Regions from separate parts of the Homo sapiens genome. Here region 1 is linked to region 2. Evidence: chromatin loops called from intact Hi-C (ENCODE). Cell type or tissue: heart left ventricle. All regions are shown on one strand.

Region 1 (8,000 bases), 57 kb after region 2:
GATTAATACAAACTAATTTCTAAACATAGGCTCTGGAATCAGACTGCCTAAGTAAGCAGTAACCTCCACATTGACCTCAAAAAAGTAACTTAACTGACTGAGCCTCAGTTTTCTCATTTGTTAAATGAGAATAGTAATACCCACCTTGGAAGATTTACTAAGAATTAAGTGAGATTTAATTCTTATTTATATAAGAAAGTCCTTGGCATGATGCCCAACAAATAGTAAGAGTGCAGTGTATTTTAACTATAATCATTAGCGTCCATATTTTAAAATGGGAATTTGATTACATTGTGGTTTGTTGTAAGTGCTGAACATACCTGTGCTTTTCTTATGGCAGGTATAGTAATTGTGTTAACTAATAAAACGGTTATTAAATATGTTCAATCTGTCTAGTATTTGTAGAGTTTCTGTTGTTTGTATTCACATTATTCTACTATTTGATATCCAGTAGCCCAGAGAAGATGGTGACAACCCCTGGCAGGGACACGCACCTCCTCTGCGGGCCACTGAGAATTGGACAATAGGATTTAGAATCAGTGGTAGAGCTGGACCTGGAATCCAGGCTTCTTCATTGTCGGTAAAGGTCTGTTTCCCAATATGAGGCATCATAAATTAAGGTAGGAGACAGAAGAAAACATATAATTTTTTGGGGGTCTTTTTTTTTTCTTGATTATAGATTTTATTTATTTTTTATTTTTCTATAAGTTATTGGGGTACAGGTGGTATTTGGTTACATGAGTAAGTTCTTTAGTGGTGATTTATGAGATTTTGGTGCACCCATCAGCCGTATACACTGTACCATATTTGTAGTCTTTTATCCCTCACCCCCCTCCCACTCTTCCCCCTAAGTCCCCAAAGTCCGTTGTATCATTGTTAGGTGTTTGCGTCCTCATAGCTTAGCTCCCACATATCAGTGAGTACATACGGTGTTTGGTTTTCCATTCCTAAGTTACTTCACTTTGGATAGTAGTCTCCAATCTCATCTAGGTCACTGCAAATGCTGTTAATTCATTCCTTTTTATGGCTGCGTAGTGTTCCATCATATATTCATATATATATATGATGGAATATATATATATATGATGGAATATATATATGATGGAATATATATATATATGATGGAATATATATATATGATGGAATATATATATGATGGAATATATATATGATGGAATATATATATGATAGAATATATATATGATGGAATATATATGATAGAATATATATATGATAGAATATATACATATGATAGAATATATATATGATGGAATATATATATGATAGAATATATATATATGATGGAATATATATGATGGAATATATATATGGTGGAATACATACACACACACACACACACACACACACACACACACACACACCACAGTTTCTTTATCCACTCATTGATCGGTGGGCATTTGGGTTGGTTCCACGATTTTGCAGTTGTGAATTGTGCTGCTGTAAACATGCATGTACAAGTATCTTGGAAAACAGAGAATTTCTTAAAGTCTCTTTATCTGTTCACAGATATGACTGGCTAACCTGCGTTTTTCTGTATAATTGTTCTTTCCAGGGTATATAGTATGTCCTTTATGTTGGTGGATGTTTTTAGCCCAACCTTTTTACTTGGTTAATTCCGACTTTACTTTCAACTTAAATGCCACCCAATCTAAATGACTTTTACCCTTTTTTCTTAGCCACTACGTATTTTCTTTAGAGCGATTTTTATACCTTGTAGTCCTATATTTGTTTACCTATTTGTTTATTTATACCCATCTCCCCCACCAAACTTTTAGGTCCATGAGAGCAGAGATCATTTCTGTTTTGTTATTTAGGGTACTTGGTTTCCGGTATAATGTGTGGCATATAATAAGCAATAAATAGGAATTTGAGAATGAATTCATGAATTAGAGAATATGTAATATTCAGACATATGTCAAAGGGCATGGTCTCTGCTTTTGCTGATAAAACCAACTTGGATTAACATTATTAAAACTTTCAGTGCTATACTTTCATCATCTAATATGGACAGAATAATAACTACCTACATCTACTTCACAGAAATGTTTTTAGGATAAATGAGATACTGAATACTGTTTTCTGCAATATCTAGAAATTAGGCCTACATCATAAACTGGGTATTTAGGGAACTTCCCTGTTCCACACTTTGAGATGACTAGGAAACCCCTTTCTGATATTAGAGCTCCAAAAAGGCTACCAGAGTGGCCATGCACAATAGTGACCACAAGGGTGAACAGACTCTCTGAGCCCTTCCCCTTCCTGCCAGGCAATGCCTGACTCTGCAGAACATATGGATCACAACCTAATGTGTGTGGAATTACTCTGCTATCTTCAGAAAAAGAGCATCGTGCATATCTAATGCCATGTTGATGATGGTAGTAGTACTGCGGAGAGGCTGCTGATGTGATGATGGAACCAAAGTTGTGAGGTAAGAAGATCCTTTAGAAGCAAACACCTTCCAGATCCTAGCCCTATAAACAGCAACTGGGTGTCTGGTAAATACAGCATCGGCTTGAATAGACATATTTGAATAAGGTTTTCTCACCATAGCCTGGGCTTCTAAAGAGCTTGGTAGAATATTTTGATTGTTGAGATCATCCCCTCCCCATCTTTAAAAAAGATATGGATCCCCTGCTCCTGATAAACACAAGAAAAAATATAAACTGTAAATATTTATGTGATGAAAATTATATTAAATATTTAAAGAAACTGCAGAGCATTGCTTAATCATCTTATTAAGAATCCTAGATTTAAACCTTAGATGTCTGTTCTTAGGCATGAAGGAATCAGGTTAAACTGCCTTAAAAATAAAGTGCCTCACAGTTGTATCATAAAATATCAACTGACATTAAGGTAATTGTGCTTAAGCACAACTTAGGGCTCTTCTGAATATTTGTCATTGTCACAATAATGGTGCTATTTTTAATAGTCCAATCCTAGTTCTAAAGAAATAAACTATATTCTTTGTGTGTGTCCTAAACAGAATCATGACTAGGGAGAAAATGTAGACTCCGAATTCTTTATCTTAGTAAAAGAAGCACAGAACCACATTAGATATGGGTTCTGGTATCATTATGGTGTTTTTGTTTTGTTTTGTTTTGTTTTTTTGTTTTTAATGAAACATTCTAAAGGGCTGGGTGCAGTGGCTCACGCTTGTAATCCCAGCACTTTGGGAGGCTGAGGCGGGCGGATCACCTGAGGTCAGGAGTTAGAGACCAGCCTGTCCAACATGGCGAAACCCTGTCTCTACTAAAAATACAAAGATTAGCCGGGCATGGTGGTGGGCACCTGTAATCCCAGCTACTTGAGAGGCTGAGGCAGGAGAATCACTTGAACCCAGGAGGTGGAGATTGTAGTAAGCCAAGATCACACCATTGCATTTCAGCCTGGGCAACAAGAGTGAAACTCCATCTTAAAAAAAAAAAAAAGAAAAAGAAAAAGAAAAAAGAAAACAAAACATTTTGTAGTAGGAGCCTGCCTAGTCCAGGGTAGTGTAACACTCCTAAGAGTCTCAGCCATTTCCTACGTTAGGATCAGTTTTACAGATTTGAGTCAAACTGATGTCTGAGTCTTCGTTAACCTTCAGAGAGCCATGAAATCAAGTGCAGATTTCTAAGCCCCAGCCACTGGGCCCTAGCAAGCTCATGTTGAGCCTTTATGAAATTAGAAAAGGTGTTCTTTCTGAGCGGATAAAGCCCAAACCAGAGCACATGGCTTGGCCGTGGTGAGCCAGGCCTGAACTACATTCAGCACCACTTGCCACTTTGGTGGCACTTTGGGCAGTGCATATGTTGAGCACCCTGTCCCCAGAAGGACCGGACCCAAATCTCTAGCCAGAACGCAAGCACTGTTTACAGGCAACCCAGGAACCATGTTATTTTTCAGATTGACATTCACGTCACAATGCTGGTGCTTTTGAGTATGTGATCTGCTTAAGTCCACAGTGGTCTTTTGGCCTTTGAGCCCCAAATCCTCAGAGTTCATGGCATGATCTCACTATATGGAACAGAAAAGTGTTTCATTTTATGTCGAATTTAAATAATATCTGGGAATATTTGCTGTTGATTTTTTTCCTCCTGCTACCCTCTCTCATGTTAGGCCAAGAAAGCCAATGAGGTTAAACTACGACTGTCCTTTTTTAGGATCTGCTAATAATTTAGATAGAGGCTGATGATTTATCACCACCTTATTCAGGCTGTAATAATCCCCTATCCACTTGGATCTCTGCAGAACCTCTTAACTGATCTTCTCTCCGCCAACCTGTTCTTTACTCCAACTCATGGAAAGTCACACTTGCTAATGATACGTCATTGACTTTCTCCTGGGTTGAAAGAACATCCAAACTCTTTTATTTTATTTTATTATACTTTAAGTTCTAGGGTACACGTGCACAATGTGCAAGTTTGTTACATAGGTATACATGTGCCACGTTAGTTTGCTGCACCCATCAACTCATCATTTACATTAGGTATTTCTCCTAATGCTATCCCTCCCCCAGCCCTCCACCCCACAACAGGCCCTGCTGTGTGATGTTCCCCTCCCTGTGTCCATGTGTTCTCATGAAAATCCAAACTCTTCTACACGGCCTGCCAAATCTTGATCAAAACCCTACAGGACGTGCCAGGCCTACATGACGTGTCTCCTTTTCCCTTCATCTCTGACTGCATCTCCTCTCTCCCTCCTTCACTTGTTCAACTTTGGTCACACTGGCTTCTTCGCTGTTCCTTTTCCCTGAAAAATTTTGCCTTCACATCTCAGACCTTGACTCAGAACTCATCTCAATGACTCTTGCCCTGACTGCTGTATCTGAATTTTCAGCCTTTCCTCACCCACACCATTTCAGGTCCTCTTTCTCCACTTTGTCTTTTCTTCCTTAAAAATTATTTTCTGGCTGGGCTCGGTGGCTCATGCCTGTAATCTCAGCACTTTGGGAGGCCAAGGCAGGTGGATCATGAGTTCAAGAGATCGAGACCACCCCGGCCAACATGGTGAAACCCCATCTCTACTAAAAATATAAAAATTAGCTGGGCATGGTGGCACAGGCCTGTAATCCTAGCTACTCAGGAGGCTGAGACAGGAGAATCGCTTGAATCTGGGAGGTGTAGTTTGCAGTGAGCCGAGATTGTGTCACTGCACTCCAGCCTGGTGACAGAGCAAGACTCCGTCTCCAAAAAAAAGAAAAAGAAAATTATTTTCTAATATATTTCGTATTTTATTTAGTGTGTCTGTTTCTCTTCCACCAGGATTTAAGCTCCACCAGGGTAGGGGTTTGTCTGTTTTATTCAGTGTTGTATCTCCAGTGCCTAGGACAAAACCAAACATGCAGCATATGGTCAAGACCTATTAGTTGAGTGGAGGACTGAATGAACTTGGCCCCTGCCTGCCTCTCTACCCTCGTGTGTCATCAGACTTCTTCATGTCCTACATGCCCACATCTTTTCCATCTTTCTGCTCTCTCTAAACACGCCATGCTTTCCTCCACTCTCTGTGCCTTTCTACTTACTGCTGCATCTATTTAGATGGTTCATCTTCACCTGTTTGGCTCTTCAGGCATGGCTCAGAAGTCACCTCTGCTAGAAGGACTGCCTTAGCCCCCTGCTGTGCAAGTAGAGTACCCTTTCCCAGCATGGGAGCAACCTGAATGCCTTACTTTTATCCTTTTGCCTAGCTCTTCCATTAAACCACATAAGCTCCTTGAGGGTCTTATTTGGATTTGTAGTCTCAGTCTGCACATAGCACAGTATAGGCATGTCTTAAATGTTTATTAACTGGAGAAAGGAGGGACAGAGGCCAGCATAGAACTGGAAGATTATTTCAGGATTTCATCCATCCTTAGTCTACCTAGTCTACCTACCATGTTGCCACGTTTATTACAGTAGGTGCTCAAGACAGCTCTGAATGAATGAGTTGTTTGTTCCCTCTTACACATACCCACCCCTAATTAAAAATTCAAATCATTTTTGTATCAATATTGTACTTTGAAAAGATCTTCTGAATTGATGGCTTCTAACTTCAGGTTGTTGGCCAGATCTGGATGTGGTCAGATAAGGTAGATGTAACTGTTTCCTGAGTCTAAAACCTATCAGGATGCACTGGTTGGGAAATGGATAGAGCACCTTAGTGTATTTTCTGAGAAACACAGATCAGTGGTTTTGCTTACCTGTGTGTTGATAATGAGTGCTTTTTCTGCGTGCGTACTTTATTTCTTCGAAATAGGACTTACGTGAAAACAAAGTGGCTTAATCATTCAATTACAGTTTCCTCTATGAAATTTTTCAATAAAAATGAAATAAAGCAGGGGAGCTCTAAGTCTGTTTCATACTCTGCAGTATGGATGATCACCAGGAAACATTTTCTTAATGGCATCATAATATTCTGAATGTTATTTATACTAATGATCACGAATTTCATCTTAGTGATGCCTGTAAAAAACTTAACCTACATGTTAAGTTGACTTAAGACACAACGTTTCAGACTACCCAGACTGAAGACACACCATTTCAGATTACCCATAAAGATTTTAGCAGCAGTGTTCTGTGACTGATTTGTAATGATGCTTACTACTCATCATTAATTGAGTAGACTTGATGGATAGCTATACAGAAAAAAAAAAAAAAATGGGCAGGCCTTTACCACCCTCGAAGGATGGAGCTTTTGGTATTTATTCGATGCATAACCTGTATTCCTAAAAGACAAGAAATACATCATATGATTTCTCAGTGGACCATACATCACAGCAGGAACACCTTTACAACCTGCCAGGTAAACACATATTAAAGTTAATTCTCAGAGGCTTTTGTTGCTTTAAAGAAATCATATGCAGTAGAAAATTCCTCCTGTTTTCACAACCAGGACCAACAGCCAGTTAATCAGTTGAAGTGGTGAATCTTTACCAAAACAAACAAACTACATGTTTTAAGCATTTTTAGCTGAAAATATAGAAATGTGCATTTTGAGATTAGCCAAGGCCTTTACTTAAGTATGGATGGTTGTGCTCATTAAAGTTCTGACTTCTTACATATACCACAACTGTGATGTATCACCAAGATTTTCACCTCTTGCTGCTTTAAAGTGAACCTGGAACTTAGACATGAATAGGTTGAGTGTAGAATCATCCAATCCTCCAATATTTTGCATTTGTCTTGCCCACACCATGTGAAAGCAGGATTGTTTTTGTTTTTTTTTTAAGGGTGGGGAAAAAAAAGAAAAAAACATTGTCAGGACTCCCTAAAGCATTCAACTTAATTTTGATAGAATGAACTTTTTATTTTACAATCGTATTTCACTGGTTTTTATAATATTTCATTAAATGATAAAATCGTATTTGTAGATGAAACGGTTATAATCAGGTCTGAGAAAAAATAACTGATCCTTGACTAAATTGATTTGTAAAAGCGGAAGTATGTGAGCATACCAGAGTGTAGTTTATTAGTTTTGTTTATTTAGCATGCTATGGACATCAATATATTTTAAAGAAGAAAAACGATTTTGATTAATCTGGTAGCGTAAGCATACATGTAGTAGTAACTTTTTCTTTGTTGGTGTTTCTGTATAACTTAAAAAGAGATGAAACTAAACTGCAGTGAAATAACCCTTAGAGACTGGTAATCCACCCCTAATGAGCGAGTGCACATGTGAACAAGGTATGATGCATATCTTCAGCTGCTCACTTGACTTTTTCAGTTGGATAAATTTCCATCCTCTTTCATTGTAATATGGCCCAAACTAAATTCACTGTTTTCTTAAGCCTTCCTCCCATTTCCCAGGCTCTCTTAGAATTACTGCCATTTCCCCAGCTATCAAGGTATCCAATATAGCTAGAAAAAAATTATTTTGAAGGAATACTGCGTGTGCTGTAGGAGTTTTATGTGTGTTTTTTAAAATTATTTTGACCCTTACCTCTGATCCTCTTAAGTTTTGTCATTACCAGATCTTGTCATTTCTGAGAAATGCATGTTCCTCTTCATTTGAGTGGCCTC
Region 2 (8,000 bases):
AATGTGTTGCCTAAGCTGATCTCAAACTCTTGGGCTCAAGCAATTCTCCTGCCTTGGCCTCCCACAGCGCTGGGATTACAGGTGTGAGCCACTGCACCTGGCCTAAGTACAGTTTTATTGGAACATTGACACACCTAATAGTTTAAGTCTTATCTGTGTATGGCTGCTTTCTTGCTATAACAACAGAGGTGAATAGGTGTGAAAGAGAATGCATAACCCACAAACCTAAAATATTTAATATCTGGCCTTTATAGAATAAGTTGTTGACCTTTGCTCTATATTTATGTGGTTTATAACAGTTTTTCTACTTTTTTCTTTTTTTTTGAGACAGGGTCTCACTCTGTTGCCCAGGCTGGAGTACAGTGATACAATCATGGCTCACTGCAGCCTGGATCTCCCCTGGGCTCAGATAATCCTCCTACTCCAGCATCCCGAGTAGCTGGGACCACAGGTGGGCGCCACCATGTCCAGCTAATTTTTCCATTTTTTGTAGAGGTGGGAGTTTCACCGCATTGCCCAGGCCGGTCTTGAACTCTTGGCTTAGGCAATCTGCCGTCTCGCCTCCCAAAGTGCTGGGATTACAGGTGTGAGCCACCTTGCCCAGCTGTATTCATACTTACTAACATATGGTACACTTATGAAGAAGAATCAACTAGTGTCCTTATAATATCCTCAGTCTCAGGTGTTCTCGAAAGCATATCTAGGGAAATATTTTTGTTCTTTCTGTGCTCTTTTAATTCTCTTTTCTTCTGTACCCTTAACAGTTTAGTGCTCTTCATCTTTAAAACAACCAACCTTGGCCGGGTGTGGTGGCTCATGCCTGTAATCCCGGCACTTTGGGAGGCCGAGGCGGGTGGATCACGAGGTCAGGAGATCGAGACCATCCTGGCTAACATGGTGAAACCCCGTCTCTACCAAAAATACAAAAAAAAAAATTAGTCAGGCGTGGTGGTGGGCGCCTGAGTCCCAGCTAGTCTGGAGGCTGAGGCAGGAGAATGGCGTGAAACTGGGAGGCGGAGCTTGCAGTGAGCCGAGATCGCGCCACTGCCCTCCAGCCTGGGCGACAGAGCGAGACTCCGTCTTAAAAAATAATACAAAATAAAACAACCAACCTTTTTTAATGAGTGGGAGGGAGAGTGATTGTGGTTTTTTTCACCTACAATTTGAACGCATTTGCACACACACCTGCATGTATTTAATGCAGACATGCAAGGTGCCAAGTACACACACAAAAATCAGGATTTTGTGTCATTTTATTTCCTTTCTACTGACTCCTGTCAGTTTCATATTTGCTGTTGTCATAGAAGTCTGTTTTGTAAAGAACTATCTGAAACGGTTGAGGAGAGCTGATGAAGGGAAATGGAGGAGGAGCAGATCGCCCCCGATCTGGTCACTGGATTCTGTTAGCAGAGCAGCCACTCATCAGAAGGCTGAGTAGTTAAGCTGTACTTGAAGAAGAACAGGGATAGTAATACCCCATCCCTGCTTTTTTGCAGTCTAAATGCCCTGTGGAGTGAGAGAAAACTTCAATCCCTAGGCTTGTGAAGCCCTTATCTTTCCCAAACGTTAAATTAATTTTTAAGGCTATTTATTCAAAGTTGACTTAACCACTAGAATAGGGAAGATCAGACAAATCAGCTGCAAGAAATGAAGTATGAGAAAACCCGAACTCTTTGACAAAGTATTCCTGGGAGTAAATGTGTTGAATGAAGCCAGCGGGTAAATGATAAGGGCCTTTACACTGTGGATGTAAGAAAGCAATTTATCAAGAGTACATGAACTCTCTAGTGACCACAAGTCAGGAGGAAATGAGAGTGGAGGAGGAGCCCTGAAAAAATACATATGAAATACTAAAAAATCTGTGTGCACGCACTTTTAAATTCCTCCATGATTATGCAGTAATATTGGTGTAGTAAAATAGGAGTTGCTGAGAATGCACGTGTAGTGTAGCCCGTACCATTAGGGATAAGGTGTTAGGAAAAGCCGCTGAGAAAGGCCACACTGTAGTTTAGAATTTGCAGAAACCTTAGGTTCATAACTTAGGTGTAGTTATGACTTGAGCCTAGATGTTGGCTGATACCCATTTGCCTGACTCATGAGGTTAGATGACCATCCTTCAGGCTTATGTGTTCATCTTGTTTAATTCCTAAATGGGCATATGCATATAATTCTGACAGTTTTGAATGCCTTTTGTGTTCTCTTAAGGAGTTTAGAGTGCCTCTCACTCGTTATCTCACTAATCTTTGCAGCATCTCTTTAAGCCCTACAGATAAGACAGTGTTATTGCTTGAGAAACTGAGGCAAAATGTAATTATATTATCAGCAATAGGGTGTGCAGTAACTCAGATATGGATGGGGACTGGAATTTATGACCTTATTTTGGCCTTTAGTTCTAGAGAAGAGATGGCGTTTCTTAAATTTGAGGAGAAAAAGCACCCAATTGTTGAACTTTTCATTTTATTAAAAGTGTTTACTCTGAGAATGGTCATCCTCAGCTTTTTCTACTGAGATAATACAGTTAGCTGAAATACACCAGAAATTCTCAAATGTTGGTTTGTCATTTGTTTCCATTTTCATCTGTACCCTTAGAGCTATTAACAAAGTGACTTGTTATTTCTTTCTTTTTAAAATTATGACTTTAATTTTCTTTTTTATCCTGAATAACTTTCAGAAAACATGCCAATGAACACAAAAGCTATCTAACAGGTGACTAACGAGAGAAATTGAGAGAACTAAGTTTTTGGATAACCCCCTATAGCTAATATGACTTGACTTAAATTACTAGCCCTCCACACAGATGTCAGCTTTCCTTATTCCCTCCAAATTAGGTCTTTCACCCCTGTCGTCTAAAGAACACTCTCTTCCTCCTCTTTAACCATTCAGGTATTATAAGGGGTGAATCTTATTCAGAAAAGTGATATTCACTGAGCCTGCCCATATGGCATGAGTTAGGAATTGTTTTGTTTTGTTTTTGGTGGGGGGTAGGGGACACCATCGTCACTCGGGTTGAAACACAGTTCAGTTAACAAATCAATGAGGTTTTTAGCACCAGCCACGGTCATTTGAAAACCCCCTCAGTGACTCTTTATCTGAAAGTTGAATGTGTTTTCTATTTGTTGTTGCCTGCAATTTATAAACACATCCAATTAAAAAAATAGGAAAGAAAAGGGGTAAAACAGAAAGGAGGTGTCAGAGAACTATTTTCTTTGCAAGATCTTGCTTAAACACCTATGGCGAACATTCATGTGTAGAAATGGAGCCCTGGTAACTTCCAGCAATATTTCTAACTCCTGTTCTCTCTCTTTATCTTATTCCCAACACCCCCATCTCTGGAACTTTGGCGGGACCACCACAGCCTTGGATAAGCTCAGCACGCAGCACCTGTACCACCCCACCCAAGTGGAGATTGTGCAGTCCAACGTCGTGTTTGACATCAGCAGCCTGATGCTCTATGGGACACAAGCAGTGCCTGTGCGGCTAAAGATCCTGCTGGACCGTCTCTTCAGCGTCCTGAAGCAAGAGGAGGTACTGCACATACTGCACGGCCTTGGCTGGACTCTGCGGGACTATGTCCGAGGATACATCCTTCAGGTAGGGAGAGGACTTGAACGCCGCCCGTGTCCGGGGCCGACTGTGGGTGGGGAAGGGTGAGAGTCCTTGACAAACCTCGCAGGAAGGGCTGCACACCCTCCTCTGGTTAAAGTGGTCGTTTCAGCAGGCTTGTCAGGGAAGGGGAAAGGAGAGAGACAAAGCAGGCCACCATCGGGCCTCAGGCTGTATTAGAAGGAAAACTTGGCCTCTTGACTTGCGTTACCTTTGTTTGCACCTTTTTGAATTCAACTCTTTCTCTACATCATGGGCTTTCTGGCTTCTTCAACAAGTCTTATTATAACCCTATTAAAAAGGAGGGCTCTTTGAGGCGGGTAATGGGTGTGTGAAAATCTGAGATTACCCTTCATTTGGGTTTATTAGGGCTTTTTCTCATACTCAGTTTGCAGGTACGGTGTTTTTCTTGGTTGTCTTTGTACCTAAAGGTACACATTTTACTATTTATTGTTTTTTCAGCCAACTCAAAGGTAGAACTATAATCCATATAAACTTATATAACCAGTAAACCCTCACATGATAGCCTTCAGATTTCTACCTTCTGAAACACACAGACATGATTTTAGATTTCGTCTTTGCAGAACCTGTTCTTCCAGCCTTGAGTGTCTCCTTTGTGTCAATGGCACTTCTGACCTGGTAAGGGCTCTAAGAGTTTTCTGGGAGGCCCACAGCCTTCATGCACCCCCATCTCCCATCCCTCTCTTTCTTCATCTCATTTTTGCAATGTGTCATGTGTTATTTGCACTGTATACTTTGCCTCTGAAATGTGTTTATGGCTATCTGTCTTCCTGTAACCCTTGAGGGGTCAATGTTGAGAACAGCATTTTGGGAGATCCCAGGATCCAAAGAGGCTACACTGGATGATGAAGAAATACCCCTCTCGCCGAAGGACATCTCAATTTGAGAAGGTAGAATCTGAAGCAATTTTTCAAATTTCCCATGAGGATAATACCAGGAGACATGACCCCTTCAAAAACAATTGGTTTTGGCTGTGCCAGCCTTGTATAGTGCTAGACATATCTCCACTGTTTATTCCCTGAGCTACTGTGTGTTACATGAAGGGCATTAGCTGCCAGCTTGGCATGTGAGGAGTGGGGAGCCTCAGTCTACCTCTCGTTTTAACCTGGCATCAGAACACACAGATTCTTGTCATTTTCCTGTGTGGTACCTCCAGCTGTTAGCTGGGACAGGAGAGCAGTGGAAGGATAGAAAGTAGAAGTAGGGAAAGGGAAGGGAGTTGGAATAACCTGTCTGCTCTCAGAATAGAATGACGTCTTAATTTAGTGAGAATCTCAACTGGGAAGACACAGAAAATTTGGCCCTCAAAAGATGAGATGATGGTGATAATAGTAGCAATTATATATTACGTTTTCAGTTTATACAGAATGTTTACAAGCATTATCTCATTTGCCTCAGGATGGGGACATTTCAGTGGGTTAAAGTAGGAAGATAAGTCTTGGACGGTCAGGGGGCATGAGGGGGAACAAGATCTAGGAGGAAGGGGCCAGGAAAAATAAATCAGGAACTGGTTTCACAATCCCTGCTTATACTGGCCCCAAGATGCATACAGTGCTGCGTCTTTCTACAGTCATTTCTACAGCGTGATTATTAATGTCTGTTTTGAATGGATTTTACCCTACACAAAGAGAAAAACCTCTTACAGTTGTTTGTATGGAACTGTTAGCTTGGCTAACAGTCCTTTCTTTATTCCAAACCAACAAGTGTTTTGCCCCAATCTGGTACCATCTTTATTACCTCCACTATGCTGCTTATACTTCTGTCATTAATATTGTATTTCAGTTTCATGTGTATGTGTTGCCTAAGATACTTACACCTGTATACCTACGCAGAGACACAAGCATATACATTGTATCTTTCTGTCCAAACAAATAGGTATGTGCAGGGCTATGTTGGTTTGCCATTTTAACAAAGCTCAGGTAGCACTTTGATAGGAGTAAACATAAAGCCTGATAATGTTTCTGTGTTATGGTCCTATTGTTCTGCCTTGGCCAGTGCCTGTTTTTTATTTTACTTGAAATAATTATTTAGATGTTAGTTTTTCCCCAACTTGTGAACATATCTCTAATGCAGGTATAAAAAATGTAAATGTACTCTGTATTTCTTTGTATGGGAGGGCCCAGTATTTAGCAGGGGTGTCAAATCTTTTGGCTTCCTGGGCCACATTGGAAGAAGAATTGTTTTGGGCCACACATAAAATATACTAACACTAACAATAGCTGATGAGCTTAAAAAAAAACTCTCATAATGTTTTAAGAAAGTTTACAAATTTGTGTTGGGCCGCATTCAGAGCCTTCATGGGCCACATGCAGCCCGTGGGCTGTGGGTTGGACAAGCTTGATTTAAAGAAACAAAATTGCAAGAGAAATGAAATTTGAGAGGAAAATTCAGTAAAACCAGGAACTAAAATTTATAAATCTCTTATTTTAGGGTGAAATACTGCTTATAGAGAGCATTTTCATTTATTGTAATACTTAAATTATAATTAATTTTTATTATTTTAATATAGATTTTGACAGTCTCAAATTTAATATAATATTTCTCCATTCAGTCTAAAATTGACATTTTGAGAAAACGATAGATGATTTTTACATTAGAGGAGTTCTAGGTTTAGTTTCTGTCTTGTTTTATTGGTAGAATTGATGTAATATAGATTTTATTTAAATGATGGTTTTTGTCATTCAGCATTTATAATCTACTTGTTCTTTGTTAAAACAGTTCTCGGTTTGGAAAAAAAAGCAAATGGTCCCAGAACACCAAAACTGTTACCACTTTTGTAGTGAGAAAATGCTTTGTTTTGTAAAGAAAAAAGAGAGAGACTGTAAAAGTAAACCCATTCTTCTAAAGTAATGTTACTTGATAATTGGCCAATATTTTAAAGATTGTATGTGGTAATGATAAGGTGTGCACAAATTACTTTGAATATAATTGTATATGGCGTTTTTGTAAAAGTAGGCTATAAAATGTGTGTCCGAAGGCTGTGGAACCCCATAATGCTCTATTAGTGTACAAGTCATTTTATCTGGCTAAAACTCAATTGTCTTGTAGCCCTCAAGGCATCAATTTTAGCATTATTGCTCTCAACAACAGTATATTGAATATTATGTCAGTTAAAGGAGAATAATTATCAAGGCAGGTTAGGGTGGCTGTTAGTCTTACCACATATTGACTTGGTTAGCAGTTGGCTACAGATTGTGTTCCTGGGCAAATGAAGATGTACGGTAAGTTGAACTAGTCAAGCCAGGATATTAATTTAACTCTCTGTGGGACAAAGCCTGCATCCTTTATGTGTACACAGCTACTCCTGCCTTCTGAGATACCTTTAAATGTGGAAGAATGACAGTTGTCTGATCTGATTTTGAATTTTTGGATGTAGGGGGAAGAGGGGAGCAGAACTTTCAAAAGTATGTGGTTTAAGAGGTTATTATTAGAAAAAGGGAGATGATAGTGATGCTACAGATACATTTAAAAGGCTGGCACATCGGTCAAGGATCCTGTACTTTTTTTATAAAGTTAATTTTCACCTATGTGAGTGTCTATATAATTCACAAGCTAGCCAGTTGGGTATAAAATGCATAACATAACTTGGACTACAACTACTTAAGAAGTCAGGTAATATATTAAGAACCCAATATTCTCCTGTGTACTTATTAAAGTATTTATTCAGAAAGTACAGAAAGTTAGCTTTTAAGCATTTTCCAGAAAACCACAAAAATGGGAATATGCAATTAGATGATAAAATCTAAATACAAGGGAGAATATGATGTTTTTCTACTACTAAAGAATAATTCTGGCCAGGCGTGGTGGCTCACGCCTGTAATCCCAGCACTTTCGGAGGCCAAGGCGGGCAGATCACTTGAGGTCAGGAGTTTGAGACCAGCCTGGCCAATATGGTGAAACCCTGTCTCTACTAAAATACAAAAATTAGCCGGGTATGGTGGCATGTGCCTGTTAACCCAGCTACTTGGGAAGCTGAGGTGGGAGAATTCCTTGAACCCGGGAAGCAGAGGTTGCAGTGAGCCAAGATTGTACCATTGCACTCCAGCCTGGGCATTGCAGCGAGACTCCATCTCGAAAGAAAAAAAAAAAAACGAAGAAGAAGAAGAAGAAGAATTCTTAGTTCAGGTCTGTATCTTGTGATACATTTATTGACCATGAATGGAAGCAGTGGCCCCCTCTTTTGTCCTTTCCCCATTTTCCCCTCTGTCCTTGACCTAGGAAATAAGAATACGGGTGATTATCATTGTTGAATTTAGTCATTTAAAAATCAAGTTTTTATAGTCTCTTTCAGTTTGAACGTATAACTGACTTGCCTGGGCTCATCCACCAGCCTGTCTGTGGAAATCTTCTCATTTGCAGGTGGGTCCTGCCAGAAT

What was found. Peaks named below come from ENCODE experiments on the same cell type or tissue, not always from the same donor. Only the 100,000 strongest peaks of a DNase experiment are listed, where the experiment ranks them.
Region 1: a loop joins it to region 2, with 5 times the contacts of the local background. A loop is called at or near these places in 3 of 110 quality-filtered maps.

The regions. Positions count from the first base shown.
Region 1 is chr9:16,491,361-16,499,360 of GRCh38, reverse strand. The region is part of intron 5 of BNC2 (basonuclin zinc finger protein 2); the gene reads left to right. Among named protein-coding and RNA genes, the nearest start is that of LINC03041, 220 kb to the right of the region's middle. In heart left ventricle, no CTCF peak of the experiment used is centred here; no DNase peak of the experiment used is centred here.
Region 2 is chr9:16,548,121-16,556,120 of GRCh38, reverse strand. BNC2 (basonuclin zinc finger protein 2) reads left to right here. Exons shown (of 7, transcript NM_017637.6): 5 at 3,356-3,591. Among named protein-coding and RNA genes, the nearest start is that of BNC2-AS1, 170 kb to the left of the region's middle. In heart left ventricle, no CTCF peak of the experiment used is centred here; a DNase peak (open chromatin) is centred at 3,600.